3 separate regions of the Homo sapiens genome follow, and regions 1 and 3 are each linked to region 2. The links are chromatin contacts, found by Hi-C or POLR2A ChIA-PET in ENCODE. All regions are on one chromosome and are shown on one strand. Each heading gives the region's core, a stretch centred on a gene start or an enhancer-like site at or near the end of the contact. The rest is flanking DNA. Distances are from core to core; before and after follow the strand shown. Region 1 holds the start of CHTOP (chromatin target of PRMT1). Region 2 holds the start of ATP8B2 (ATPase phospholipid transporting 8B2). Region 3 holds the start of KCNN3 (potassium calcium-activated channel subfamily N member 3).

Evidence for each region. Hi-C counts contacts between places; a loop is a spot of excess contacts on that map. ChIA-PET counts read pairs that join two places held with the same protein, here RNA polymerase II (POLR2A). Pooled maps may share reads with other maps.
Region 1: a loop to region 2 is called in a pooled map, with 8 times the contacts of the local background. The contact joins the promoter of CHTOP here to the promoter of ATP8B2 in region 2. A Hi-C loop is called at or near these places in 2 of 37 single-sample maps with no recorded cell type and 6 of 50 pooled maps. POLR2A ChIA-PET finds 5 or more read pairs at or near these places in 1 of 52 experiments (activated T-cell).
Region 3: a loop to region 2 is called in a map with no recorded cell type, with 2.9 times the contacts of the local background. The contact joins the promoter of KCNN3 here to the promoter of ATP8B2 in region 2. A Hi-C loop is called at or near these places in 4 of 37 single-sample maps with no recorded cell type and 3 of 50 pooled maps.

The regions. Positions count from the first base shown.
Region 1 is chr1:153,632,317-153,636,642 of GRCh38, reverse strand. CHTOP (chromatin target of PRMT1) reads right to left here and starts at 2,577. Exons shown (of 6, transcript NM_015607.4): 1 at 2,300-2,577; 2 at 1-71. The coding sequence starts at 54. It also overlaps a transcript of S100A13 not described here. RefSeq lists a silencer at 2,074-2,153 and an enhancer at 2,494-2,603.
Region 2 is chr1:154,322,575-154,327,069 of GRCh38, reverse strand. ATP8B2 (ATPase phospholipid transporting 8B2) reads right to left here and starts at 1,545. Exons shown (of 28, transcript NM_001370597.1): 1 at 1,368-1,545. AQP10 (aquaporin 10) reads right to left here. Exons shown (of 6, transcript NM_080429.3): 3 at 3,951-4,088; 4 at 3,711-3,829; 5 at 3,264-3,481; 6 at 1,745-2,788. The coding sequence ends at 2,590. RefSeq lists enhancers at 205-384, 2,505-2,584 and silencers at 1,125-1,274, 1,325-1,554, 1,985-2,064.
Region 3 is chr1:154,868,515-154,872,594 of GRCh38, reverse strand. It overlaps KCNN3 (potassium calcium-activated channel subfamily N member 3), which reads left to right and starts at 2,314. Exons shown (of 8, transcript NM_002249.6): 1 at 2,314-3,563. The coding sequence starts at 2,631. RefSeq lists enhancers at 2,445-2,534, 1,607-2,563, 3,971-4,080.

The sequences.
Region 1 (4,326 bases), core at 1,328-3,827, 690 kb after region 2:
AGACATCTTGGTGGTGCTTTTTAGCACAACTTTCGGCGCTGACTGTGCAGCCATCTTCGAATCCCGAGAATCTACAAAGAACAATACGTAAAATGAGCAAATCACAATAGTGACATCATTTCTATAAGTGGCAAGGCCCAAGCCAAAAATAAATAAAAAGGCCTTATCACTGATGACTAAAGAGCACACGAGGGCACATTTCAAGTGCTTAAATTTCTTTTTTTTTTTTTTTTGAGACAGGGTCTCGCTCTGTCACTCAGGCTGGAATGCAGTGGCCACTGCAGCCGTAATCTCCTGGCCTCAAAGGATTTTCCCACCTTGGCCTCCCAGTGTTGGGATCACTGGGACCCAACGCCCAGCAAAAGTTCTTAAGTTTCTATGGCAATTACCTCAGATTATTATAACTTCAAGGTGGCTGGGTATGGTGGTTCACCGCCTGTAACCCTAACACTTTGGGAGGGCAAGGGCACAGGATGGTTTGAAGCCAGGAGTTAGAGACCAGCCTGGGTAACAAAGCGAGACCCAGTCTCTACTAAGAAAAAAAAAAAAAAAAATTAGCGGTGCATGGTGGCCAGCACCTGTTGTCCTAGCTACTCAGGGGAGCTGAGGTGGGAGAATCGCTAGAGCCCAGGGGTTGGAGGCTGCAAAGAGCCGTGATCATGCCACTGCACTCTGGCCTGAGACCCCATCTCTTTAAAACAAACAAATAACCCCAAACAAACAAACAAACTTCAAGGCCCACAAAATACCCGGGAATTTCTCAAAAACGGCAGAAGCCAATCTAGCAATCAAAGTATGGAGTCTGGCTTTTTTTTTTTTTTGAGACAGAGTCTGGCTCTGTCGCCCAGGCTGGAGTGCAGAGGCGTGATCTCAGTTCACTGCAACCTCTGCCTCCCCGTTCAAGCCATTCTCCTGCCTCAGCCTCCTGAGTAGCTGGGACTACAGGCACGTGCCACCATGCCCGGCTAATTTTTTTTTATTTTTAGTAGAGACGGGGTTTCTCCACGTTGGCCAGGGTGGTCTTGAACTCCTGACCTCACCTGATCCACCCACCTGGGCCTCCCAAAGTGCTGGGATTACAGGCGTGAGCCACCGCACCGGGCCGAGTTTGGCTTTTACTCTAGAGCAGTCATTTTCAACCTTGACTACATATGACTTATCCAAGGAGCTTTTAAAACATAGGGCCGGACAGGGCGGGCGCGGTGCTTCACGCCTGTAATCTCAGCACTTTGGGAGGCCAAGGCGGGAGGAATGCTTGAGCCCTGGAGCTCGAGACCAGCCTGGGCAACATGGTAAGACCCCGTTTCTATAAAAATATAAATTAATTAAAAAAATAGAAAATACAGACATCTGGGCCTAGATCAATTAAACCACAATCTCTGGTAATGAGGTTTGGAAATGAACCAATTGTGGGGTCGGGGGAAAGCTACCTAGGTGCTTCTAATGTGCAGCTAAAGTTGAGAACCACTGATCTACAGTGAAAATACAGGCAGGGCCGGGCGCGGTGGCTCACGCCTGTTTTCCCAGCACTTTGGGAGGCCGAGGCGGGCGGATCACCTGAGGTTGGGAGTTCGAGACCAGCTTGACCATCATGGAGAAATGTCTCTACTAAAAATACAAAATTAGCCGGGCGTGGTGGCGCATGGCTGTAATCCCAGCTACTCCGGAGGCTGAGGCAGGAGAATCGCTTGAACCCGGGAGGCGGAAGTTGTAGTGAGCTGAGATCGTGCCATTGCACTCCAGCCTGGGCAACAAGAGCGAAACTCCGTCCCCCCCCAAAAAAAAATATATATATATATGTATGTATATATATACATATATATATGCATGCCTAGTTTCAAAAGTGGCTTTCAACTCCAGAATCAAGTAGGGACTTTAACAAGAAACTGACGATCTGGGGGAGTAGGAAAGGTTTTCTAAATTCACCTGGGAATTAGCTCGCAAAGAGCCCTCCACAAAACTTAACCCTAAAGCCGCCATTAATTTCCAACATTCCTCAAAGTCTTGTACTTCTTAATCTCCCTACCATCCTCAAAGCCCTGTCAAGACTTCCACTTCTGCTCTACCCGCCAAGTTTCCTTTTTATCCTATCAAACCCCAACCTCCATCAATCCCGCCACCAGGTTCCAGTTCAGCCCCTCCCCCGCCCCTTCGCAGGGGCTCCGCCTCCTCCCCGGGGCCTCCACGCTCCAACACCGTAGCTATGTCCACATGCCACCACCCCCTTTCCGCGTCCGCCGGCCCCTTCCGCTCCTCAAGACCGCACCTCCCCCGGCTCCTTCTCACTACCGAAACTCACCGAAGGAAACAGACGCCAGTGCTCCTCCCGGGGCTGCCACCACGGCTCCGGCAGGCGGGCCGGGGACCGGCCGAACCTGAGTTGACGGTGGAGGGGCTCGGGTTAGCTAGATGGGCGGTTGGTTAGATGCGTAAGCGGTAGTATGCGAGCTCAGTTCGTTGTTGCTGGTTGGCTGTCTAGTCGGCCGATCCGTCTGCTCACCCGGCCTGCCCTTTCCTGCCTTTCGTCTGCAGCGGCCGCCAGCTCCTGCTCGGTGTCCAAAACAAAATGGCCGCCACGTCCAGTGCTTGTCTGACCGGCTAAAATGGCGTCTACGCAATTACGTCAGGCGTCAGATCCGCGCACGACTAGAGGGCGGGAAAGATTTGAGCTACGCCTGCGCAGAGGTCAGAGGCGGAGCCTTAGGGCGAAGGCGGGGCTTTCCATGCAGTGCCCCGCCCCTAGGGGCGTGGCCAATGGTCCTGTTGTTGGGGCGTGCCGGGGACTTCACGTTCCAGTAGTGGTTGCGCTGCAACCTCTTGGGGGTAGTTATTAATGTGGGCCTTAGAGGGGATTTGGGTCCCGAATTCCCTCGCCCCTCCGTTCCCTAGCCAAGGTACACCGTCTAAAAATCTTTACGCGGACTTGCCTCGTCTTCTTCCGGACAATTGGGCCTGGGGAATTTGCACTGGTTTTCCCCTCATGGCCACTCGCCCAGTCTGAGAGTTGTGAAGTGCCGTAAATGCTCCAGCCAAGGCCCAGGAGGCCAGTATTAGGAGCAAATTCCTCTCCCATCCTGCACCGGCCAACACCACCGCCCGTCCATGTTTTCCTCCTCACTTCCTCCCCTCCCCAACTTGGCCTAGATACTGTTTACTCCTTCTTGGGGTGGGGCACCTTTGCGTCCTCGATTGCGTTTCCATGTCCTCCCCCCACACCTGCCATCCGTGTTTATTTTGTTGCAGACCTACATAGGGATTTCTCTTTTCTCTCTCTGATTTGTTGTTGTTATTTTGAGACGGGGTCTGGCTCTGTTGTCCAGGCTGGAGTCAGTGGCGCAATGAATCACGGATCACTGCAGCCTTGACCTACTGGGCTCAGGTGATCCTCTCACCTCAGCCTCCCGACTCCTAGGATTATGGGCATAAGCTATGTTTCCTGCTCAATAAGGGATTTTTCTCTCTTTCTTTTTTTTTTCTTTTTGCAGATGGAGTCTCGCTGTGTCACCCAGACTGGAGTGCAGTGGTACCATCTCGGCTCACTGCAACCTCCGCCTCCCAGGTTCAAGCGATTCTCCTGCCTCAGCCTCCTGAGTAGCTGGAATTACAGGCGCGTACCACCATGCCCCGCTAATTTTTGTATTTTTAGTAGAGATGGGGTTTCACCAGGCTGGTCTCCAACTCCTGACCTCAAGTGATCTGCCCGCCTCTGTCTCCCAAAGTGCTGGGACTACAGTCGTGAGCCACTGTGCCCGGCCTCAATAAGGGATTTTTCTAATGACTATGTGCACAATACAGTGTACATATGTTTGAGGAATGAGAGAATGACACATCTGCAACCCTTCCTCTGCTCCACTGGCACGTCAAGACCCTTTCATTTTCCTTCCTGGCACTTGGGCGTGTGCGTGTGTGTATGTGTTTGTGTGTGTCTGTGTGTAAGTAATGGCCCAGCATCCTTACCCATGTGAGGGTAAGGATCGTGGTTATTTTGCTTAATGCTGGAGCCTCAGTTCCTACAGTGTTTACACATAGTACCACTTAAGTAAATGTTCGTTGATTGAAAGAAGATTCTTTCGGCCTAGCGCGGTGGCTCATGCCTGTAATCTCAGCACTTTGGGAGGCCGAGGCGGGGGGATCACGAGGTCAGGAGATCGAGACCATCCTGGCCAACATGGTGAAACCCCGTCTGTACTAAAAATACAAAAAATTAGCCGGGCGTGGTGGCAGGCGCCTGTAGTCCCAGCTGCTCGGGAGGCTGAGGCAGGTGAATCGCTTGAACCTGGGAGGCGGAGGTTGCAGTGAGCCGAGATCGTGCCACTGCCCTCCAGC
Region 2 (4,495 bases), core at 296-2,795:
TTCTCCCTTCGCTAGCTCAGATCCCGCCCTTACACCAAGTCAGGCAATCCTGAAAGCCAGAAGTCCTTTTCATCCCTGACCTTCTCCAACTATGGCAGTCCAGGGTGCCTGGCTCAGGAAGAAAAACCTCATCCATATTTTAGAGATGCCAAGCCCTCCTCCAGGGCCCCCAGCCAGGGTCTCCACCCAGTCTGAGTATGAGTCACGGGAGGGTGGGGAGCACAGGGAGAGGTTAAAGGATGCAAGAGTGGGCATCACAAGTTCTACAGGCAGCCCCGCCCTTGGGGAGGAAGGGATCAAGAAACACTATCAGCCTAAACATCTGAGTTTGAGTCCCATGAAAGAGTTAATGTAGGAGCTGCACACGCCATCAGGAGTCAGGAGTCTGGATATGGACCAGGAAAGTTGTTCTACCTCTGAGACCCTGGGGAGACTGGAAGCAGGCTTGGCCCCAGACCTCATCCCCTCTGGGGGGGCCATCATTCCAAGGGGAAGAGAGGAGAGACCTGGGAACTGGGATCCCCTCTCACTTTTCCTTCTTAGTCTCACACAGCCTGGGTTTTCTGAGCAGGTCAGGCCCATCAGCCACGTTGCCCTGCCCCGTCACCCAGCCCCAGCCCCCTCTCGGCCACATTTGGGATAAAAATAGCCAGCCCCGGCAAGCAGGCAATGCTCCATGGAGGAAAACAGCTCCTCCTATAGGTCCGGTCCCTGCTCCCTTACAAGCAAGAGCCCCAAAGGCTGGCCACTTCTTTCAGAGGAGGATGGCAGGTCAGGGAAACAGGAGGAAATGGAACTCGAGACCTCCAGCTCACTGGCCACCAACACGAGCTCGGGCCACCTTCCCTCACCAAGGACAGAACTCAGGGCTCCCGGCACAGCTATCATCTCCCAGAGCTACTGCCCCTTCCTGACACCCTCAGTTTTCCTCAGGCATAGACCTCCACCTTACTGAGACAAAGCCTACCAGCCCAAACTCCCTTCTCCAGGCACCAAACCCTCGGGTCCCGGTTACTCCTCTCGCCCAACAACTCTCTGGGCGGGTCTCCCCTGGCCAAGGCTGCACGAGCTTCTCCTTGGCACTCGCGCCGCTCTCCTGCTCTCCACGCGCCCCTTCGGCACCCCATCCTCCCATCCTGTACGCAGACCCCCGCTCTGCCCCGTCCCCGGGAACCCGACAGCCCCTCGTCTCCAGTCGGCCGCCATCCCCGCCCCGTCTGGCCGCAGCTCCCAAATCTTGGCCCCCGGTGCTCCCCAGTCTACACCCGCTCCCCGGCCCCTCCAGCCCCGCGGCTGCGGCCGCATCTCCCTCTGCCCTCCTGGCCCCGCGCTCCCGGGCGCCCCCGCTTCGCCTCGCCTCGCCTCACCTCAGCGCTCAGCGCTCGGCGCCCGCCCCGGCGGCCCCGTACTGCCCATGCCGGGGGCTGGGGCGGGGGGCGCTCGGCTCGGCTCCCCACGGGCTCCCGCCCCCCCAGCTGCGGCCCCGCTCCCCCGGGGCCTCGGCCCGCTACTTTGTGTCAGTTTCGGCCACGGCGGGGCGGAAGTGACGGAGCCGGCGGCGGGGGCCGGGGGGCGGGAGGGGGTTTTGGGGAGGGGAGAAGGAGCGGGGAGGAGGGAGCAGCCATCTTTGTGCGGGGCAGTGGGAGGGTCTTAGCCCTTCCGAGCCTCGGCGTGGCTGGGCTGGGATGCCCCCACACGTACGTCCATCCGCATCTTAAAAGAAAAAACAATTCGGGAGGCTAGATCGCTCTGAGGGGGTATTTTTAATTCGGAAGAAGGGAATAGAGGAACACTGCCTTCTCTGCAAAACGAGCATCCTCTGCAGGGAGCGGCAGGAGAGCTGTAGAAGTGGTGAATAACCAGAATTTTCCCTGGCGCCAGGTTGCCCTCAGCCCGACTCTCGCTCCTCGGAGCCGCCCGCCCTCCGTTCCTTCACCCTCCCTCCTCGCCCTGGCTCATTTCACTGTATCTCAACTCTCCTTGAATGAACGACACAGCACCGAGATGTCTAGGAACGGTGCCTCAGTTTCACAGCCTTGCTCTCTGTCTCTGTGCCCCGCCGCCCTCCTTCCCTCCGCCCCCACCACGCCCCCTGGGTGGAGGCGGCTTCCCCACCCCTAACTACCCTCTTGGGGAGGCATCCCCGAGAGGGTGAAGGTGGGAGGCGCCGAGGCGATGAGAGCTAGGAGTCGGCAGTCGGGACAGGCTATGGAGGGCAGTCCCCAGGGTTGTGCCCTACACTGGATGGTGGCCCCCTCCACCCTGCAGATGCCCGCAGCCGTCCCCATCCAGCATCCAGGTGCGCACCCTCTAGCGGTTACCTCGAGCAACTACATTCCGAGAGGCCCTGAGGGTCAGAAAACCGCTTTGCGGGAGGAGGGGATGAGAAGCCTGAGTCCTGGTACCTTATCCTCCTCCACTTCTCCCTGTCCAGGATCCTTCTTAGTTTAGGAGGAAGGGATGCCAAACAGATAAACAGAGAAGCCTCCCAGGTTCTGGCACATTAACAAAGAGGAAGAATGACTGTTGTTCCCAGGCGGGGTCAGTGGCTGGCTCCAGGGTCCATGAGTGAAGTGAGGGTTGTCCTAATCATAGCTTACACTCCAGCATCTGAGCTGAGGCAGGAGTTTCCAACTCTGAGGCTTTGTGTTGAGCAGACACCAGATCCTGAGCTGGCTCTGGGCCCTCAGGGTGGTGCAGAGCCACCAACAGCTGGTAAGTGGCTGTGCCAACGGTGGCCCCCACCAGAGGGGCCACCACAGGCACCCACCACCAGCCATTACCAGCACTGCAAAAGAAGGACAGTGGGAAGGTATCAGGAGTGACTCCCTTAGCCTTCCCCTCTCCAAGGACGGGGGGCAGTAACAAGAGAGTGCCCTAAAGTTGTTCCCAGGGTGGTAGACACCAGGAAGAGGATTGCCTTGTCACCAAAGCATAGTATTTAGAAGAGGGAACCCCAGGAGAGCTTGGTCCAGCCTCTTGCCTTAGGGAATTATCTGAATATATTAATTTTGCTGATGAAGTCACTAATGTGCATGGAAGTAATGTGGCATGCCTAAGAACACAACCTCTAAATCTTACTGTTTCAGTGAAAAGTTGGGAGGGAAGCAAGGGAGAAAGGGGGAGAATATGACTTGGAGAAAGAACACTGTCCTAAGAAGCCAAGAGAGCTATTTTAAAGGCAGAGTGCTGTGGACCCAGGGACAGAGCCCTTAGCAGAGGAAGGTGAGTGGAGGCCAGCACCAGGAGAGTCTGTCTCCCACCTGAAGACTTCAGGACCCCAGCCAGCCACGTAGGTGAAGAGACGTGGGCCCAGGTCCCGGGCAGGGTTGAGTGGAATCCCGCAGTTGGCACCCATGGATAACCCGAGGGCCAGGATCAGCATCCCCACCACCACAGGCTCCAGACCCGCAGGGACTCCCTTGTTCCGTCTGTCCAGGATGGCCAAGAGCCCCACAATCAGCATCCCAGTGCCCAGAACCTTGGAGTCAACAGAGGCAGAGGGTTCCCTGTCAGCTGCCAGGTGCTCCATCTGCCCTCTCTCATCCAAATATTCCATGTCATCTGGCTTTGTGCAACACAGGCAGTTGGGGATGGTGGGGAGTGCCAAGATAGACCCAACCCACACTCCACCCAGAGACTGAACAATAGGCTGGGGTGCCGAGGAACAGGACCAAAGTAGTGTCCCCAGGTCTCCCCCTCACACTTACCTGATCCAGGAAGCCATTGTTCAGGGACAGATAGGGGGCAGGATAGGTGGCAAAAATGGAGGCTGTCTCCTTGGGGCCAGTCACTGTCAGGTTCCCACCTGTATAGTTCTGTAGGGCATCTGTGGAGGAAGGGAACACCCAGGATTTCCCTCTTTGCTCATTCATCCAAAACCATTCTGAGGCACCCCTGCCCACCCACAGGTGCTCTCAAGGCACAGCTCCCTCTGTTCCCTCTGTCACCATGGTAGAGAACATAGGTGGCTCCCGAAGCACAGAAAGCAGACAGCAACTGCACCAAGATGTAAATGGGGAGCTTGACCCAGGGGAGGCGTCCAACGATGCACATGGCCAGGGAGAAGGCTGGATTCAGGTGGGCCCCTTCAAGTATCAAGGAAAGAAAAAGAGCATCTATTAAGTGTCACTGCCAGGCATTGTCACCAGACAACACTACTGCTCCTTCCTATAGCTCTTAAGGCAGATAGTGTAATTCTCATCACACAGCTTAGGAAATTGAGGCTCCAGATGTTACAGATGTTAAGTGACTTAGCAAAGTCACACTGTGGGCCAGGCACAGTGGCTCACGCCTGTAATCCCAGCACTTTGGGAGGCCGAGGCAGTGGATCACTTGAGGTCAGGAATTCCAGACCAGCCTGGCCAACATGGTGAAACCCCGTTTCCACTAAAAACACAAATATTAGCCAGGCGTGGTAGCAGGTGCCTGTAAAATCAGCTATTCGGGATGCTGAGGCAGGAGAATCGCGTGAACCCAGGGGCAGAGGTTGCAG
Region 3 (4,080 bases), core at 1,065-3,564, 540 kb before region 2:
TCTGTCTGCGGATGGAGGAGAGGGAGGGAAATCAAGAATACAGAAGGGAAGGGCAGGGAAGGCAGAGGATGCTGAAGGGGTTGGGGGTGGGTTCTAGAGGGCTTGGTCATGGGAAAACACATGAGACCCCAGGCTTGCATCTGAGGCCTGGTACTGTGACTTCTAGTGTGTGTGTGTGTGTGTGTGTGTGTGTGTGTGTGTGTGTGTGTGTGTGTGTTGGCAGGGGTAGGGGAAATGATTATGTCATTGATATCAAGATTATTATTTTATATATATATATATTTAGAGACAGGGTAACACTCTGTCGCCCAGGTTGAAGTGCAGTGGCGCTATCACAGCTCACTGCAGCCTCAAACTCTTGGGCTCAAGCAGTCCTCCTCCCTCAGCCTCCTGGGTAGCTGGACTACAGGCACTCGCCACCATGTCCAGCTAATTTAAAAAATTTTGTAGAGTCTGGGTCTTGCTATGTTGTCCAGGCTGGTCTCGAACTCCTGACTTCAATCAACCCTCCTGCCTTGGGCTCCCAAAGTGCTGGGATTATAGGCATGAGCCACCATGCCTGGCCAGAATCAAGATTATTGTGCAAGAGTAATTGTCACGTATCTGGGGTCGTGGCTTGTATTACAAGTAATATTTAGCTCTCAATCATCAGGGTTAATGGGGGATTGGAGAGGTGAGAACTGATATACAGAGGGGACTCTGGGCTCATTTTGGGGGGGCTCTGTCCCTCCCTGATCTGGACACTTGCTGCTTACCAGTCAGGAATGCTGTTTTAGGAGCTTCCTATGTGTATATGTGTGCATGTGTGCATGCATGGGCTAGTGTGTGCACACAACCATGTACACATGTGCACATATGTCCACCTGCTTACATGTTTTCTGGATGTGTGTCTGTGTATGTGTGCATGGATCTCCTACCCTTTCCTCTTCCCATCGAGGGAGGGAGCTGGACAGAGGCCAAAGGGTGATGGGGAATCAAGAGCCAGAGAGGAAGAGGCCTGCCTTTTAAAACCCCAGGTGTTCTGGGGAATTCCCTCATGGTGACTTCCTTTCTGATTCCTAAGGCTGCTGTGGTTAGAAATGAAAATGAATTCAGCTCTGGTCCCATCCTTTGGAACCCCCTCTGCACACAGTGGGGGCTTAATAAATACTTGATGATGATGGTTCTGAACCTGGGAAGCCAGCAGCTGTTCCTAGTTCTGACTCTCAGAGCCCCATGGGGCAAATCAGGCAGGGAATGACCATGGGGGAATCTTCAGTCTTCCTGCCAGATCCCCCTGTGACTACACACCCAGCTGTTAGGGAAGGGGCTGGAGCCATGGTCCACTTCACACACCCTGCTTTGGAGAGGCCAGTTCTTCCTCAGCAGCTTCTCTTTTGTTTTCCCCAACTAACATTTGAACAATATTTATTGAACAACCACTTTGTACTGAATATCATAGTGGAAATGCATCCTGGGAGAAAGTATCTGATCTGTGGGGTCAGACTGACTAAGTTCAAATCCCAGCATCTTTAATTACAAGCGGGATGACATCTGACAAGTTACATATCTATGTTTGAGCGTTTGAGTGTTTTTTCCACTTTCCTTTCTCTCCTTCTTCTCCTTCTCCTTCTTCTTCTTCTTCTTCCAATTTTCATCTGTAAAAGGAGAGTGATGACATCATTTTTGTGGGGTTGATGTGAGGGTTGGAAATAACAGAGAGGACCCTGAACACGAGGCGTAGGCACTCAGTCAATGGTAGGTGAGTTTATCCACCGGGTGTTAGAAGGTGTGGATCCCCCCTGCTTCTGTGACCTTGACGTTGTTACTCAACACCTCTAAGCATCAGGCTTTGTAAATGAGACCATACTGCCCACCTCCTTGGGTGTTTGGAGACTGTATCCGGATAATATATGTGAAACAACCTATCGTAAACCCTGGTGGTTAATAAATGTTTGCCTTCCCCTCCGTCTGCCCCCTCATCAGGGTGCACACCTCCCCTCCTTCGGAGGCCCTCTGTCCCTCCTCCCCATCGCCCAGCGTGAGCGAACATCCCTTATCGCCGTGGGCTTAAGGGTTGTGGCCATACCTGTCAGAGGAAAGAGGACAGCGGCTCAGCTCCGGGGTGGGGGAGCAAAAACTACAGTTCCCAGTCCTCGCTGCGCCGCCACTGGGGCCGGAGCCCAGGACGCCAGGCCCCTCCTCTGGGGAGGAGCCTATGCGGGGGGCGGAGCTAGGAGGAGGTTGGAGAGTTAAGCCAAGCCAATGAGACCAGCTGCTAATAAGTGGGCTTGGCTTACAATGTAACAGTGGCAGGAGGAGGCGAGCGAAGCTATTGAGCCAGCGAGGAGTGAAGCTGAGCCTGGCCTCACACGCTCCTAGAGGACCACCTCCTGAGAGAGTTCTTTCACCCCCTCTTCTTTCTCCAAGCTCCCCTCCTGCTCTCCCTCCCTGCCCAATACAATGCATTCTTGAGTGGCAGCGTCTGGACTCCAGGCAGCCCCAGAGAACCGAAGCAAGCCAAAGAGAGGACTGGAGCCAAGATACTGGTGGGGGAGATTGGATGCCTGGCTTTCTTTGAGGACATCTTTGGAGCGAGGGTGGCTTTGGGGTGGGGGCTTGTGCTGCAGGGAATACAGCCAGGCCCCAAGATGGACACTTCTGGGCACTTCCATGACTCGGGGGTGGGGGACTTGGATGAAGACCCCAAGTGCCCCTGTCCATCCTCTGGGGATGAGCAGCAGCAGCAGCAGCAGCAGCAACAGCAGCAGCAGCCACCACCGCCAGCGCCACCAGCAGCCCCCCAGCAGCCCCTGGGACCCTCGCTGCAGCCTCAGCCTCCGCAGCTTCAGCAGCAGCAGCAGCAGCAGCAGCAGCAGCAGCAGCAGCAGCCACCGCATCCCCTGTCTCAGCTCGCCCAACTCCAGAGCCAGCCCGTCCACCCTGGCCTGCTGCACTCCTCTCCCACCGCTTTCAGGGCCCCCCCTTCGTCCAACTCCACCGCCATCCTCCACCCTTCCTCCAGGCAAGGCAGCCAGCTCAATCTCAATGACCACTTGCTTGGCCACTCTCCAAGTTCCACAGCTACAAGTGGGCCTGGCGGAGGCAGCCGGCACCGACAGGCCAGCCCCCTGGTGCACCGGCGGGACAGCAACCCCTTCACGGAGATCGCCATGAGCTCCTGCAAGTATAGCGGTGGGGTCATGAAGCCCCTCAGCCGCCTCAGCGCCTCCCGGAGGAACCTCATCGAGGCCGAGACTGAGGGCCAACCCCTCCAGCTTTTCAGCCCTAGCAACCCCCCGGAGATCGTCATCTCCTCCCGGGAGGACAACCATGCCCACCAGACCCTGCTCCATCACCCTAATGCCACCCACAACCACCAGCATGCCGGCACCACCGCCAGCAGCACCACCTTCCCCAAAGCCAACAAGCGGAAAAACCAAAACATTGGCTATAAGCTGGGACACAGGAGGGCCCTGTTTGAAAAGAGAAAGCGACTGAGTGACTATGCTCTGATTTTTGGGATGTTTGGAATTGTTGTTATGGTGATAGAGACCGAGCTCTCTTGGGGTTTGTACTCAAAGGTAGGGGCTGTGGTTTCTCTTTATACCTTGAACAAAAGGAATATGTAGGTAGCAAGAGAGGGATTGAGAGAGGGGGATTGTGAGAGAGAGAGATTGAGAGAGAGAGAGAGAGAGAGAGAGAGAGAGAGAGATTGAGAGATTGGGAGGGAGACTGGGAGAGAGAGGTGGTGGTGGTGGTGAGAGGCGCTTGCTCAGTTATATTCAACACTCTAACTTCCCGTGGTTTTCCTTCTTGATCCCGGGAGAATTCATTCCTAGCTTCCTCTGGGGGGTAGGGGACATCCCCACACACTGTGTCTAATTTGCAGACTCTCTGTTAGGGAGGATTCAATAATCCCTTCTGAGAAATCGCTTTTCCTCCTGGCTCACTCGTACTAAAGCATAACCCAGCAGCTTAACGCACCAATTAATTACACTCCGCCTTCATGTGTTTGCCAGTTCCTGCGACTTCCCCTTCTTTCCTCCCCTCCCTGCTCCACTCCATTTTCCTGAGGATAAAAAAGAAATAAATGTCTGG